2 separate regions of the Homo sapiens genome follow, and region 1 is linked to region 2. Evidence: chromatin loops called from intact Hi-C (ENCODE). Cell type or tissue: mammary epithelial cell. All regions are shown on one strand.

Region 1 (8,000 bases), 1.2 Mb after region 2:
ACTCTTGACCTATGAAAACAATTTTATATGATTTAAGTTATGTGCTGTCTAGAATTTTCTGAAGAAAATCAATTAATAGGAGTAATAAGAATATTGTGACATGTTTAAGTGAGATTTCCTAGAGCCCACTGTTTTGGCCTTAGATATCATGGTAAGTCTTGGTTTTAGACAAATACTACATATCACATTAAGGCAGTCTTACTATAATTATAATTTCACAGTAAAAGTCCATGGAAAGTTGTTGCTGACTTTACTTCCTCTCCTAACTACTCACACAGCAGGTGTAATCCTGAGGTCTCAGAACATTCATGTTTATGTCTTGCAATTGATTTTACAATAATAAAAGACAAGACACATGAAGAAATAATGAGACTACTTAAAGAAATAGCAAGGTTTAAATAATGTCACTTAGCTCTTCATGGTTTACAGAAAATTTTATAGGAATTATTATTTTATCTTCTCCTTATAACTATCTTATTAAGTAGGATTTGTGATTCTCATCATACAGATGAGGAAACCAGAGTTTAGAGAGATTAAATCTTGTCCAAGTTTGCCTATCCAGTGGTTAGATTTGAACTCTGTTTATCAAAACCCAAAACTAAATATGTTCTACACTGGTCTGCTCCATGTATCCTGACTTCTTCTTTTTTATTGAAAGAGGTCCTTCTCCTACTGGCCGTGAGTTTTCAATCCTGCATGTTTGTTAATCCATTGCCAATGGAAACGACCAGACAAGAGGAAGATTAGGAATGTCGTGTTGGTTTTTGGAATGGCATTTCTCAAAGAATATTGGGATGAACACTGATTCAGTCAGAGATTTAAAGGTGTTGTGGTCAAAAGAAAATTTTGAAGTTCAGTTAAATGAAGCTAAACAGCTTTATTTCTTTTAGCATAGGGGTTGTCAGAAATTTAAGTAAGCTAATATGCATTTGAATCTTTGAAAAGACACCGAAGAATATATAAGGACACACACATTAAACAGCAATGATTTTTTTGGGAAATAATCCCAAGGCTAGTGTCCCTTTTAGCACATTTTGGGAGTGCTGGATTAGAAAAGTCATCTCAGATTCCAGGTAAATAAATTACTTCTTTTCTTTATGGCAGACTTGCTGTAATGAGAAGAAATAAACATTACTAAACTCATCAAGGTTCGGGTAAAATTTCAGTGCTGTCACTCATCAGCCATGTTGACTGGGACGTATTATTTAGTAGTATCAGTACTATGTTATCTCATCTGCAAGAAGGTGGTAACAATCTCGAAAGAATAAAACTTTTGTTGAGGACTGAGAAAAATGGAAAGCACTTAGCGTAGTACTTGGCAGGCAGTTGGCATTCAGTCAGTGATGATAACTTTTCTTTCCCCCACAACTTGATCTGAGTCTTTGCTTTCCATTCCTGGACTACTGAAGACAATTTCTAAAGATAACACTTGTCAATGGCCCTCATCCAAGAGAATATCACACAAATATGATCTGCAGAGCACAGGGTATAACAGTTCTCACACATTGTGGAAATGTCAAGGTTTATTATGCCCCTGTGACATATTGCCATGGCTTAATTTACATTTCCATTTGCTTTATGAGAAGTTTCTTACTCTGGAACATCTGACCTCTCCTTGATGCCTCTTTTATTCTTCAAACTGCTTTCCTAGCCCATCTGGCCACATATTCTAACCCTTCACTTCTGAACCTGAAATCTAATGAAGCAAGAGTATAAAACAAGCCTCATTTCATTACTCTGCATTTTGTGAGCCAGTGGTTTCAACAGTGTATAGTTATGGGACCATTATAGTACTTTTCCTATGGGAATATCTAATGGCCTTCTGTGGAACAATTTTCTTCTTCTTTTGACCTCTATCTTAATATAATCATTCAAAGGATATTCAGTGCTTTGTGCCAAATTTTAGCCATGACAAACTACTTCAAGATTTCAACTTCATAAGCAAGAGAGACATATTTTCATAAAATGCTTTTTTCCCCCACTTAAGTTAGGTGCTTATTTTATTAAAATGAGAAACTCAGTTGACATTTTTCTACACTCAAACCCCTTTTTAATGGGAGAAAGGGTTGAGAGAGAGAAAAGGAAGGGAGGAAAGAAAAGCAAAAGAAGGTATGTATGCACACCCAAATACTTTTTAAGAAATAGGAACTGTCTCTCAAACTTGATTTTTTTTCCTTTGGCAAAGAAGGGAACCATGCATCTTCATGGGCAAAGTCAAGGTTGGCATATTTGACTCCCATCTGGCTGGGGGCCAAAGTGTAGATGAACAAGCCATTATTTAATTAGTCCAGGCAGAACCGAAGCTTCTGATCTGTTTATCTTACTTCATCTAAGGTAATCAGGATCTGCCATTATGTGAGACTAGCGTGGCTATGTGCAGATATTTCAAGCAGGTGACAGACTGGCAACCGGCCTTCCCCAGGTAAGATGAAAGAAACCAAAAGAGGATCCAAGTATTATTGGGAGCTTCAACCACACTGTGGGCCTTAAAAGAATTTCAAAGAGAAGGTCTCATTTAGTTTAGTCCTTACCATGGTCCCGTGACATAAATACCAATCATTTCACTCACAGGTGAAGAAAAGGAGGCTCAGAAAAGCTGAGCAACTTTTCCAGGGTCACAGAGCAAATGATTGGCAGGCAGAGGCTGCAAATCTAATTCTATCTGCTTAGACTTAAGGGTTCCGGGCACTAAGCAACCCTGCTTTTCACTCACATTACATCTTTTGGCTGCTACAGGCCATTGTTTACTCCTGGAGACTTCTCATTTGGCTCTGCAAATTCCATTTTATTTTTTTTTTTAATGAGAAATCATTTATTTTTTGACTACCTTTCCAAGTACCTGGATAATCCCTAAAAGTAGTACTCATAAACCCATGGAGAAGTTGTAAGACCTGATGTTTTTCTTGTAGTAGATGGAGTATTTGCTATGAACAGCAACATGATGGCTTATTTCCAAGGACTTTCCTCTCTTGCTCTCCTCCTTTCCCCGTCTCCTCATACACACACAGACACACACACACACACACACACACACACACACCACACACATTCATGCTCTCGATCTCACATGCACATATGGCTCACTTGCCCTAAATACAGTGAAAGAGATTTTACATTATTTAATTCATTTTGAGAGAGAGACTGACTTGATTCCTGCTGGTGATTAGCATGACTACAAATGCATGTGAAGCAGGACGGATGGCTAATTCTCCTGCCCTACAATTCAACTTAAACCATAATTCCTAAGATAGATTTCTTCTCTCAATATTAATGGGAACCAGATGCCTCTTGTTAATAATAATGTATGCTCAGGAAAAGAGAGACAGAGAGATTTTTTTTGTTTTGTTTTTCAAAAAATATTAGTGCTGTCTAGCAAGGAAGAATGTATAATTTATACTTAAAAATATATATTTGTGTTGAAATATAGATTTGTATTGAAAAATGTATATTTGTATGGAAATATAGATTTGTATTGATAATCTACCATCATTCAGGTAAGACCTACCTACATTATTTACCTCCCTGCAAGTAGGTAACATAGAATGTGAAAGAGACTTTTCTTTTGAGTTTATGCACTTTGTTCTTTATTTAGTGATATGATTCTCTCTCTCATACAATAAGAGATCAATACGAATGTTAACATGAGTTACTATTTTCCCACTTTATATGACATTTTAAATTTTAATTCCATTTGAGTTGTGATACTAACAGATGAGAAGGTACATGTGTTATTACCATGCAAATTATTTAATTTTTAATTAGGTCAATTCATAGGCAAAACAATACAAAATAAGGCTTATTCTGAAATAGTTACCTCATTTAGAAATTTGAGCGTAGACTGGCCATTTGAACAAGCTTCCTTTATTTCCATTGCCATATGCGGTTGTTCAGTTCTTTTCAAAATAAACTAAGTACTGCCTGCTGTGCACATGTGTTTGTCAGAACCATCCATTCTTGAGTAAGATTTAGGGGTAAAGCACACCAACCAGCAGCCTAATTATTCCAGAGTTTCAAGGTATCCATTCACATGCTCCAATCTGTCCACACTAGAATGAGGGAAATCCCACTGTGTGTCCTTAGGCAAGTCCCTAGACATTGCTGTGTCTTGGTCTCCTCACCTGTAAATGCTGGAAGACAATAATAGCTATCTCACATGATTCTCATGCAGTTTAGGTGAGAAAATACGTATCATTGTCTTCAGCAGCCCTTGGCATAAAATAGGAGATTGATGCGCTTTGGCTGTAATAATTATGATATTATTAATCAAGCAAAATATAACACAACAATAATTTATTGTCCCTTTCACCTTAAAGGGACAAATTATTCCCTTTTCAGATATTCTATAGCACAAATTTTCTGTGCAATCATAGAAGTGTTCAATTTGCTATCGCTTTGCTATATATCATGGTCTTACATGATCACTGTCTCACATAATCATTTAATATATAATATTGTTATATATCATAATTATAATTTTTGTTTTGCTTGTAGCTGAATTTGTTCTCTGCATCACATCTGATAGTCATAAAATTCCAACAAATGGGATGAAACAGAAATGTGCAGCTAGATGTCATATTTTGGGCATCACTAGAGGGAGCCAGAGGTAACAGAGCAATCACGTTTCCCAAAGTAAACTTCATTATGCATTAACAATATTTGCCAAATGTTGATAGCATATCTACAGTAAATACATTATGTAAACTTGTCCCTTGGTTCTAAAGATGTGTACAATATAATCACAGGTCTCAAGGAATTTATAATCTAATCAAAGAAACAAATAATATACATTAAAAACCCATTAAATGATCATGTAAGACGATATATAGCAAAGCAATCACAAATTGAATGCTTCTACGATCTCTCAGACGATTTGTGCTATAGAATGCCTAAAAAGGAAATTATTTGTCCCTTTAAGGTGAAATAACCTGGGAATGTTTCATGCATAAATACGGGCATTGAATAGGGTTTAGAGTACCAGAATCAGCATCCGGACTAGTGGAACCTTTAAAGGATGCAAGGAGTGATGCTGTGAATGTGCCCATCTCCCTCTCATGGAGGGCTCCTGTTTACTACTCTACTCCTTTATCCCTAGGGCATGGATCTGACTCAGCTACTCCCCATGTTAAATGTGGTAAATGGTTCCAACTGCTTCCTGGATTAAACTAAATGTTATAGCCTGGCATCACATGCCTACATTATTTTATTTAGAAGTAAGAATGTAAAGGTATACTTTTCAAGTCAAGGTATAGCTTGACTATAAAAGGGGCTAGCAGGTCATGCGTGGGCTAAATGTTAGGGACAGCGGGGACCCACGGAAGGTTTTTGAGCAGTTGAATATCTTGACTTAGTATCAGTATTAAAATAATTGTATAGGCACAAAATCGATGAATTTATTACCCAAAATTCTTATTCAATTCACTACCTTAAATCCAACTCCACTCATTGGTAGAAATTGAGTTACCAGTAAAATGCTAGTTTTTATGCTTCTTCAAAATTAGTGTAAAAATATGAAAACCAAAAACAATGTCATAAATCTTTCAGGTGTCTTGTCTTCCTTATCCTTTTGGGGTCTGGGGATTGGGGCAGCAACCTTATCAATAGTGGAAGTTACTTTTCCTCACAGACCCATTCAACTTGGAGCATGCCAGTTGTGAAGGTGTTATAGGTTTCCAAGAAATAGGAGCTTGAGAAATAAAGAAAGGAGTATCAATGAAATTTAAAGGGATTTTTTTTCTCTCTCTTAGAAAAACCAAGAATTCACATAAGGTGAGGAACGCTAGTTACTGGAAGGGGAGGAGTGTAATTTCCAAACAGCCTCATCACTGTACAGGATGATCAAGCAAAGCCTTATGACGGTACTGGCCCTTAAAAAACAGCCACTTGGAATAAAAAGTAGCCCTCATAGAGTTAACTTATCTGTGAAAAACCCATTGTCACTTCCTAGATTCTGAGATTTCTAAAAGTATAAAATGTATCATGTAACTTGGAGTATCTAACATGACTTGAGTTTCCACTGAGCATGAAAGTCATTTTTACATCTTTTCAAGTATTAAAGCATGTTTTTAACACTCACTAGCCTACCGAATTCCCCTTCTAGCCTTTCCTATCTTCATGGCACCCAACAGCTATTTTAGAGCAACTGTTCTACTCGAGGCACCCGGTAACTGCAGGAGATTTATGGAGAAACAAGTCATAGCCCTTGCTCACAAGCGGCTGAACTGACTAACCACAGGGATGATACAAGGAAACAAATGCCTATCATGTCCAAAGACTAAATAATATGTAGTGGAAATGCACTGGAGGAAGGCTTCTTGTCTCTTTTGAATTAAAACTCTGAAGAAATATTAAAGGTGGAGTAGATAGTAAAGACATGGGACTAGTAGATGAGCAGAAGCATCCTGGAGAAGGAATAATCAGGGCGAATTTTAAAATGAAAACTGCGTGGAACATGTTCAGAGCACAGCAATACTCCAGTTCAGCTAGATGGGAGAATGCGTGAAGGGGAGAACTGAGAGGGACATCATGCGACAGCTAAATGGGATGAAAGCATTCAGGCCTGGGATACCCAGATACGATATTTGGGTTTATTTCAGAAAGCAGTCAGGAGTCGTTTAGAGCATTTGATGTGGCGAGTAGCTGAGTCCGAGTCACAACTCAGGAAAATTTAAAAATTAGTCATAAAATAACAAGTGAATGAGAAACGGGAAAACCCAGGTAGCAAGGAGACCAGAAATGTTGAGAGAAAGATATGAAGCCCAGATTTTGGGATATTACAGAGAAATGCAATGATTTTGATGTGCTAAAGACAGTTCAGACATGTTGAGCCTGGGAAACAGGAGAATTGACAGCGTTCATAACAGAAATCGGAAAGTTGGGAAAAGAGTTGGAAATTGGACTCTGGAGGTATGGGATTACATAACTATATAGAGGAAGACAATAGATAGATGATAGATAGATAGATAGATAGATAGATAGATAGATAGATAGATAGATATCTTGCACTAAGAAAGAAATATAGGCCTAGAACCAAAGAGAAAATTTAGGCAAAGATTACTTGTTTGGGGCCCTATCTTAGTGCATCACATATGAATGCTGCATCTGTGATTAAAATTACATGAAATACCTAGTTTTGGTTTTTGCTAGGGTGCTTTTTGCTCTGCAAATATATTATGAATCTTATATCTGATTTTCTTTAAGTCAGTTGTCACTTGGTACTAAATTATGTCATGTCGTTAAGGATTTCACAACCTTTGTAACATCAACAATGGTACTGACCACTGTTGACCTGGTTGAATAGTAACTGACTGGTAACATGAAAGCCATCTTCATGATCCCTCTAATCATCGACCCTGGAGATAACATTTAAATACAGTCAAAGCTTAAGCTGATTCATGCACTACTGCTAGAAGCATAAATTTGTACCACTTTTCTGGAGCAAAATACAGATATGTAGCAAAAACTTTAGAAAGTATCTAAATCCTATTACATTGGAAATGCTCTTCTAAGAATGTATCCTAGATGACAGTGACATAACTTGGTTAAAATTGAAGCACCAATTTATTTAATAATAAAAAACTGGGTCATCATATAAAATGTCCATTTATTACAGGTAAGACATGAGATATTAATATAATTGAATACCTCATCTCATTAACAATGATAAAGTACATGTGTATTTACTGAAAATAAAATACAATTTCTTTGTGGAAAATAAAAAGTACCTTATAAAACTATATGCATAGTATAATTATTTATATATTATGTTGGCATATGCATCCACATTAGAATATTTAAAAATGTATTTATCCATATCCATATAGATATATAGATATAGATGGATATATATTTGTGTATGAGGTTGAAAAAATATTTGCAAAGAAATCTGAAAATGCATACATAAAATATTAGTAGTAGTTATCTTTGGAATGTAGCATATGGGGGATTTTTTCCTTAATGGACATTTTCTACAATGAACATACATAAAGTACACAAAACCCCCC
Region 2 (8,000 bases):
TTTGAGACCAGCCTGGGCAACGTGGTGAAACCCCTTCTCTACAAAAAATTAGCCGGGCATGGTAGCATGACCTGTAGTGCCAGCTACTCTGGAGGCTGAGGTGGGAGGATTGCTTGAGCCTGGGAGGTGGAGGTTGCACTGCACTCCAACCTGGATGACAGAGGGAGACGCTGTCTCAAAAAAAAGGTTTAAAACCACTCCTCTTTATAATATAGTGTACATGCCACTTATGGCATGCTCCCTGATCTTCTACCCGACTTACCTGTTAAAACTAATGCTCAGGCTCCTTTGAATTTACTCTTGGTAAAAAAAAAATTGCCTGGCGGGGAGCAGTGGGGCATGCCTGTAAGCCCAACACTTTGGGAGGCCAAGGCAGGTGGATCACCTGAGGTCAGGAGTTCCAGACCAGCCTGGCCAACATGATGAAACCCTGTCTGTACTAAAAATACAAAAAAAAAAATTAGCTGGGCTTGGTGCCATGCACCTGTAATCCCAGCTACTCAGGAGGCTGAGGCAGGAGAACTGCTTAAACCGGGGAGGCAGAGATTGCGGCGAGCAGAGATCACGCCACTGCACTCTAGCCTGGGTGACAGAGTGAGACTCTGTCTCAAAAAAAAAAAATTGCCAAATTTATCTCCTCACCAAAAATTTAAAAATTTACTTGTGTGAACGTGTCACAAACACATAAAGCAAAGTACACCTGTCTCATGCATTTTATGTATATTCCATCTTATTTCATAAAACCTTTGAGGTGGTTGGTGTACAGGTAATGAATGTTTACCTTAGATTTCAAATGCACTTTATGAAGACTGTTAAAATGTTTAATCTGTAGAAGATCCAGAAGTTTGTAGGGACTTGGAGACCAGAGCTTTCTAGTCCACAAAGTCAAAAAGCCTAGGAAACATACACCAAGAGAAACCATCTATAAGAAGCCAGGCAGAGGCCGGGCGTGGTGGCTCACACCTGTAATCCCAGCACTTTGGGAGGCAGAGGCAGGCAGACCACTTGAGGTCAGCAGTTCCAGACCAGCCCAGCCAACTTTGTGAAACCCCGTCTCTACTAAAAATACAAAAGTTAGCCAGGCGTGGTGGCACACGCCTGTGGTCCCAGCTATTTGGGAGGCTGAGGCAGGAGAATCACTCGAACCCGAGAGGCAGAGGTTGCAGTGAGCCGAGATCACAGCACTGCACTCCAGCCTGGGTGACAGAGAGCGACTCCATCTCAAAAAATAAAAATAAAATAAAGAAGCCATACAGAAATCCTGTGTATCCAGGTGTCCTGGGGTCTTCAAGGTGAGGGCACTCAGTGGTCCTCTGTTGTTATATAAGAAAGAATGTGAACATTTTACTGAAATTTTAAGAACCACCTATTTTTCTCCCTGTTTACAAAATATGTCGGCTGGGCATGGTGCCTCATGCCTGTAATCCCAGCACTCTGGGAGCCAGAGACAGGCAGATCACTTGAGGTCAGGAGTTTGAGACCAGCCCGGGCAACATGGCAAAACCCCCGTCTCCACTAAAAATACAAAAATTAGTCACGGCACACGCCTGTAATCCCAAATACTGGGGAGGCTGAGGCACGAGAATCACTTGAGCCTGGGAGGCAGAAGTTACAGTGAACCAAGATCCTGCCACTGCACTCCAGCCTGGGGGATAGCGAAAGACTCTGTCTCAAAAAACAAAAACAAAACAAAATATATCTGTTGCCATTAAGGAGCGTTTTGTTCTGGCCCTCTCCAACTACTTGAGCCCAGGATTTTGAGACCAGCCTGGACAATATAGCAAGATCTACAAAAATTAAAAATTAGGCAGGCATGGTGGCACACACCTGTAGTCCTAGCCACTCAGGAGGCTGAGTGGGGAGAACCGCTACAGGCTGGGAATTCGAGGTTACCATGAGCTATGATCATGCCACTGCACTCAAGCTCTGGGCAACGGTGACAGAGCAAGACTCTTTTAAAAAAAAAGAAAAAAACAGGTGGCTGGCTGGGCGCGGTGCCTCACGCCTGTAATCCCAGCATGTTGGAAGGCCGAGGCAGGCGGATCACGAGGTCAGGAGATCGAGACCATCCTGACTAACACGGTGAAACCCCGTCTTTATTGAAAATACAAAAAATTAGCCGGGCGCCTGTAGTCCCAGCTACTTGGGAGGCTGAGGCAGGAGAATGGTGTGAACCTGGGAGGCGGAGATTACAGTGAGCCCAGACTGCGCCACTGCACTCCAGCCTGGGCGACAGAGCGAGACTCCGTCTCAAAAAAAAAAAAAAAAAAAAAAAACAGGCGGCCTCTGGCGGGCCTCCAGCCAGTTAGACCATTTGACTAGGACGTGTGCAGCTCAGCCAGCCACAGAACTGGAATTTTTCAGGAGCAGGGGGAGCATGGAGTTTGGACTTTGCTGAGCAACTGAAGTGGAGCGCAGAGCTTGCTCGCTTAGGAGAGGGCAGCATGGATGGCAAACAAGGGGGCATGGATGGGAGCAAGCCCACGGGGCCAAGAGACTCTCCTGACACCAGGCTTCTTTCAAACCCATTGATGGGTGATTCTGTGTCTGATTGGTCTCCTATGCCTGAAGCTGCAATCTACGGACATCAGCTGTCTCTGAGGAACCTCATCAGCCACGGGTGGCTTGTGAACATCATCATGGCAGATCATGTTTCCCCACTCCATGAAGCCTGTCTCAGAGGTCATCCCTCTCGTGTAAAGATTTTATTAAAGCATGGAGCTCAGGTGAATGGCGTGACAACAGACTGGCACACTCCACTGTTTAATGTTTGTATCAGCAGCAGCTGGGATTATGCTTCTGCAGCATGGAGCCAGCGTTCAACCTGAGAGTGATCTGGCATCCCCCGTCCATGAAGCTGCTAGGAGAGGCCACGTGGAGTGTGTCGACTCTCTTACAGCTTATAGGGGCAAAAATGACCATAACATCAGCCACGTGGGCACTTCACTGTATTTGGCTTGTGAAAACCAGCAGATAGCCTGTGTCAAGAAGCTTCTGGAGTCAGGAGCAGACCTGAACCCAGGGAGAGGTTCCCCACTTCATGCAGTGGCCTTCATGAAGGCCCTCATGAAGGATTCCCCACTTCATGCAGTGGCCAGGACAGCCAGTGAAGAGCTGGCCTGCCTGCTCATGGATTTTGGAGCAGACACCCAGGCCAAGAATGCTGAAGGCAAATGTCATGTGGAGCTGGTGCCTCCAGAGAGCCCTTTGATCCAGCTCTTCTTGGAGAGAGAAGGGCCCCCTTCTTTTGATGCAGTTATGCCTAGAAATCAGAAGGGCTTTGGAATCCAGCAGCATCATAAGATAACCAAAGTCGTCCTCCCAGAGGATCTGAAATGGTTTCTCCTACATCTTTGTATGTATCAATGGAATGGATTCACAAACAATGTGAAAACATTATTGAGTGTTGTAGCCACTAGAATTTTAAAATCAAGTTAGGTTTATAGAGTTTGACTAGTTTTTTCGATTAGATTTGTATTAGTTATAAATTTGTTCATAGAGTTTGACTAATTTTTTCGATTAGATTTGTATTTGTTAAACTCTGAAGCCAGAGTTTAAACACACTGCATACGTTTGTATGATTAGTTAGAAGGCATGAAGACTTTTTTCCCTGCTTGGAGACTGTCTAAAATAACAGCTATTGTTTTGCATATCCACTGCAGGCCAAGCACTTTCAGCATCATCTAATTCAGCCCTCACAGCAACTGGGTCAATCTGTCCAATTTCCCAGGGCAAGGATAGAGGAGTCAGATTCAAATACAGGTTTTCTGACGTTAACTTATGTGATGATTTGATCAAAGCAGGATTTTCCAGCATCACTATCCTTGTTCCATCTCTGCTATATGGGAATGAAAATAAAGAAATGTATTTCAAAAAAATAAAAAGAAAAGAAAAACAGAGACGGTCTCCTGGAGTTGAATTCAGGTCTCCTCCTTAGATGGTGACCATGGGAAAGCAGCTTACACTCCCTTTGCTGGCGTAACCAGCAGGTACTGCTGTAAACTTCCTGGTACAATACCTGAAACAAGGCAAACACTCAACAGATATCTTGCATATATTGATTCCCTTCTCTGCCAGTACAGTAACATCATTGAGAATGGACCCAGCAGTATAATAACATCAGTCACCACTAGATGGCAGTAATGGCACTAAGTAATTAGTTATTAAGATGTCCTTTTTAACAAAATGAAGTAGCTAAACAACTACAAAAAAAAGACTGGTCCCTCTTAGACCTAAGTATTATTTCTATTACCTAGCTTTTACTCATTATTTCATTCAGCAAATATGTATTCAATGCCTACTATGTGTCAGGCACCACAGCAGGCAGTTAGGATACTAGGCTCAGCCAAGGAAGACACAGTACCTGCGCACACAGACCTTAAGGGGTAGGTAGGAAAACGGACAAAGAATCACACCAGTAAGATACCACAGCATAGTAAGTGCTGTGAGAGTACATAAGGAAGAAGCAGCCTGATGCGGGGAAAGGAAGGTGTCCCTGAGAAGCAGATGAGAAAAAGATGAAGGAGCCAAGATCCAAGGCAGATAGACGAGAGGTGAGGGGTGGAAACGGGGTCCCCAAGAAGAGCTTGCCAAAGGCTCAGGAGCAGGCTGGGGCCTGCTGCTGGAGGGACATGCAGAGGCCAGGGCTTGCATGCCTCAGGAGCCTTATTCAAGTTGGGAAGTTTTGTCTTTTTTTTTTTTTTTTCTTAAAAAAAAAAAGGCCTGGCGCGGTGGCTTACGCCTGTAATCCCAGCACTTTGGAAGGCTGAGTCAGGTGGATCACGACGTCAGGGGTTCAAGACCAGCCTGGCCAAGACGGTGAAACCCTGTCTCTACTAAAAATACAAAAAAATTAGCTGGGCGTGGTGGCAGGCACCTGTAATCCCAGCTACTCCGGAAGCTGTGGCAGAGAATTGCTTGAACCCAGGAGTCGGAGGTTGCAGTGAGCCGAGATCGTGCCACTGCACTCCAGTCTGTGCGACAGAGTGAGACTCCGTCTCAAAAAAAAAAAAAAGAGAGAGAGAGAGGCAGGCCAGGTGCGGTGGCTCACACCTGTAACCCCAACACTTTGGGAGGCCGAGGCAGGCAGATCACTGGAGGTCAGGAGCTTGAGACAACATGGTGAAACCCCATCTCTACTAAAAATACAAAAATTAGGCCGAGTGTGGTGGCTCACACCTGTAATCCCAGCACTTTGGGAGACTGAGGCGGGTGGATCACTTGAGGTCAGGAGTTCAAGACCAGCCCAGCCAACATGGCAAAACCCTGTCTCTACTAAAAATACAAAATTAGCCAGGCTGGTGGAGCGTGCCTGTAATCCCAGCTACTCGGAAGGCTGAGGCAGGAGAATCACTTGAACCCAGGAGGCGGAGGTTGCAATGAGCCAAGATTGTACCACTGGACTCCAGCCTGGACAAAAAGACCAAAACTTGGTCTCAAAATAAATAAATAAATAGATAAATTAATAAAAATACAAAAATTAGCTGGGCATGGTGGTGCATGCCTGTAGTCCAAGCTACTTGGGAGGCTGAGGCACAAGAATCACTTGAGCCTAGGAGGCGGCGGTTGCAGTGAGCCGAGATCGTGCCATTGCACTCCAGCCTGGGAGACAGAGCAAGACCCTGTCTCAAAAAAAAAAAAAAAAAAAAGAATGTTAAAGAAAAATTATTATTTATGACATTTGTTAAAAGGTGCTAAGGCAGACTTTATCCAAAAGGGGCCACAGTGATAGGTGTAGGGACCACTGCCACAGGGTCTTGCAGTGGGGACGAGAGATTGGACTCAACCCTGACTTCAACAAAGACAAGGGGAGATTTATACCCAAGGAGCACGATCTCAGCTCACCACAACCTCTGCCTGCCAGGTTCAAGCAATTCTCCTGCCTCAGTCTCCCACACACCCAGGTAATTTTGTATTTTTAGTATAGATGAGGTTTCAACATGTTGGTCAGGCTGGTCTCGAACTCCTGACCTCAAGTGATCCACCCACCTCAGCCTCCCAAAGTGCTGGGATTACAGGCATGAGAAGCCACGCCTGGCCTCAGATGAGACTCTTGTAATGCTTTTGTTTTTGTTTTCGTTTTTGTTTTTGAGATGGAGTCTTGCTCTGTCGCCGAGGCTGGAGTGCAGTGGCACGATCTTGGCTCACTGCAACCTCTGCCATCCCAGTTCCAGCGATTCTCCTGCATCACCCTCCCGAGTAGCTGGGATTATAGGTGTGTCTCACCACGCCCAGCTAATTTTTGTATTTTTAGTAAAGACAGGGTTTCAGCATCTTGGCCAGGCTAGACTTGAACTCCTGACCTCATGATCCACCGGTCTCAGCCTCCCAAAGTGCTGGGATTACAGGCGTGAGCCGTTGCACCCAGCCCGAGACTCTTGTAATGTTTTAATAGGCTTCAAATGTTTCTAAATAAGAAATATTAGGGCATATAAAAATAGAAATACCAGGCCAGGGGGCCGTGGCTCACGCCTATGACCCCAGCACTTTGGGAGGCCAAGGCGGGTGGATCACCTGAGGTCGGGAGATCGAGATCAGCCTAACCAACATGGAGAAACCACATCTTTACTAAAAATACAAAATTAGCTGGGCGTGGTGGCAGATGCTTGCAATCCCAGCTACTTGGGAAGCTGAGGCAGCAGAATCACTTGAACCCAGGAGGCAGAGGTTGCAGTGAGCCAAGATCGTGCCATAGCACTCCAGCCTGGGCAACAAGAGCAAAACTCCATCTCAAAAAACAAAACAAACAAACAAAATAGAAATAACTAGTAAGGACAGCAGCAGGAGTGAATATTGATTAAGCAAGACTGGTGATTAGTTGAGAATCGTTAAAGTTGGGTGATGGGTACATGGAAGTTCATTACATTATTTTCCACTTTTGTATATTTCAGGGTTTGGGTTTTTTCATCACAAAAAGTTTTGTGTTTGTTTTATGGTTTTGGGGTTTTTTTAGTTAGCATCTTGCTCTATCACCCAGGCTGGAGTGCAGTAGTGCAAACATGGCTCACTGCAGCCCTGACCTCCTGGGCTCAAGTGATCCTCCCTCCTCAGCCTCCCAAGTAGGTGGGGCTACAGGTGTGCACCACCACACCCAGCCAATTTTTTTTTTCATTTTTGGTAGACAGGGGGTCTTGCTATGTTGCCCACGCTAGTCTCAAACCCCTGGGCTCAAGTGATCCTCCTGTCTCACCCTCCCAAAGTGCTGAGATTACAGGTGTGAGCCACCACACCCAGCATATCGAGAAGTTTTTTCCATTTTTTGGGTTTTGGGGGAAGTTTTTTGTTGTATTTTGGTTTTTTTGTTTTTGTTTTTATTTTTGTTTTTGTTTTGAGACAGGATCTCTGTTGCCCAGGCTTGGTCATCTCTCTACTTAGTGATCAGTGGGCATCTCTGTTGCCCAGGCTTGCAATGGTGTGATCATGGCTCACTGCAGACTGGATCTCCCAGGCTTAAGCAATCCAGTTTTTTGTTTCTTTGTTTTTTCGTTTTATTTGTTTATTTATTTATTTTTGAGACAGAGTCTAGTTCTGTCACCCAGTCTACAGTGCAGTGGCGTGATCTTGGCTCACTGCAACCTCTGCCTCCTAGGTTCAAGTGATTCTTCTGCCTCAGCCTCCCGAGTAGCTCGGACTATAGGCGCCCGCCACCACGCCCAGCTAATTTTTGTGTTTTTAGTAGAGACAGGGTTTCATATGTTGGCCAGGATGGTCTCAAACTCCTGACCTCAGGTGATCTTCCTGCCTCGGCCTCCCAAAATGCTGGGATTACAGGCATGAACCACCGTACCCGGCCCCAAACAGTTGTTTTAGTGAAGACGTTGCCTTAGTCTCTTCCCACTTATAATATTTTCATTTGCCCTACTGCCCTCCAAGGTAGAAGATGCACTAAAATCCAGTTCCTCCCTAGGTTTACTGTAATATATAAGCTTCTAAAATTTTTTTCATCTTATAAAGGTTGAAAATTGCTGATGACTAATTGGAAGCTTCGCACAAATCCTTGG

The links. A loop is a pair of places that touch in the nucleus more often than their neighbours do. Peaks named below come from ENCODE experiments on the same cell type or tissue, not always from the same donor. Only the 100,000 strongest peaks of a DNase experiment are listed, where the experiment ranks them.
Region 1: a loop joins it to region 2, with 6 times the contacts of the local background. A loop is called at or near these places in 1 of 110 quality-filtered maps.

What each region holds. Positions count from the first base shown.
Region 1 is chr15:93,992,661-94,000,660 of GRCh38, forward strand. All of the region lies in intron 3 of LINC01581 (long intergenic non-protein coding RNA 1581), which reads right to left. Among named protein-coding and RNA genes, the nearest start is that of LINC01580, 96 kb to the left of the region's middle. In mammary epithelial cell, a CTCF peak has its summit at 4,591 (motif pointing right); no DNase peak of the experiment used is centred here.
Region 2 is chr15:92,793,203-92,801,202 of GRCh38, forward strand. It overlaps the pseudogene ASB9P1. Among named protein-coding and RNA genes, the nearest start is that of CHASERR, 86 kb to the right of the region's middle. RefSeq lists enhancers at 4,579-4,748, 7,851-8,000. In mammary epithelial cell, a CTCF peak has its summit at 4,123 (motif pointing right); DNase peaks (open chromatin) are centred at 4,169 and 4,379; H3K27ac peaks cover 739 bases.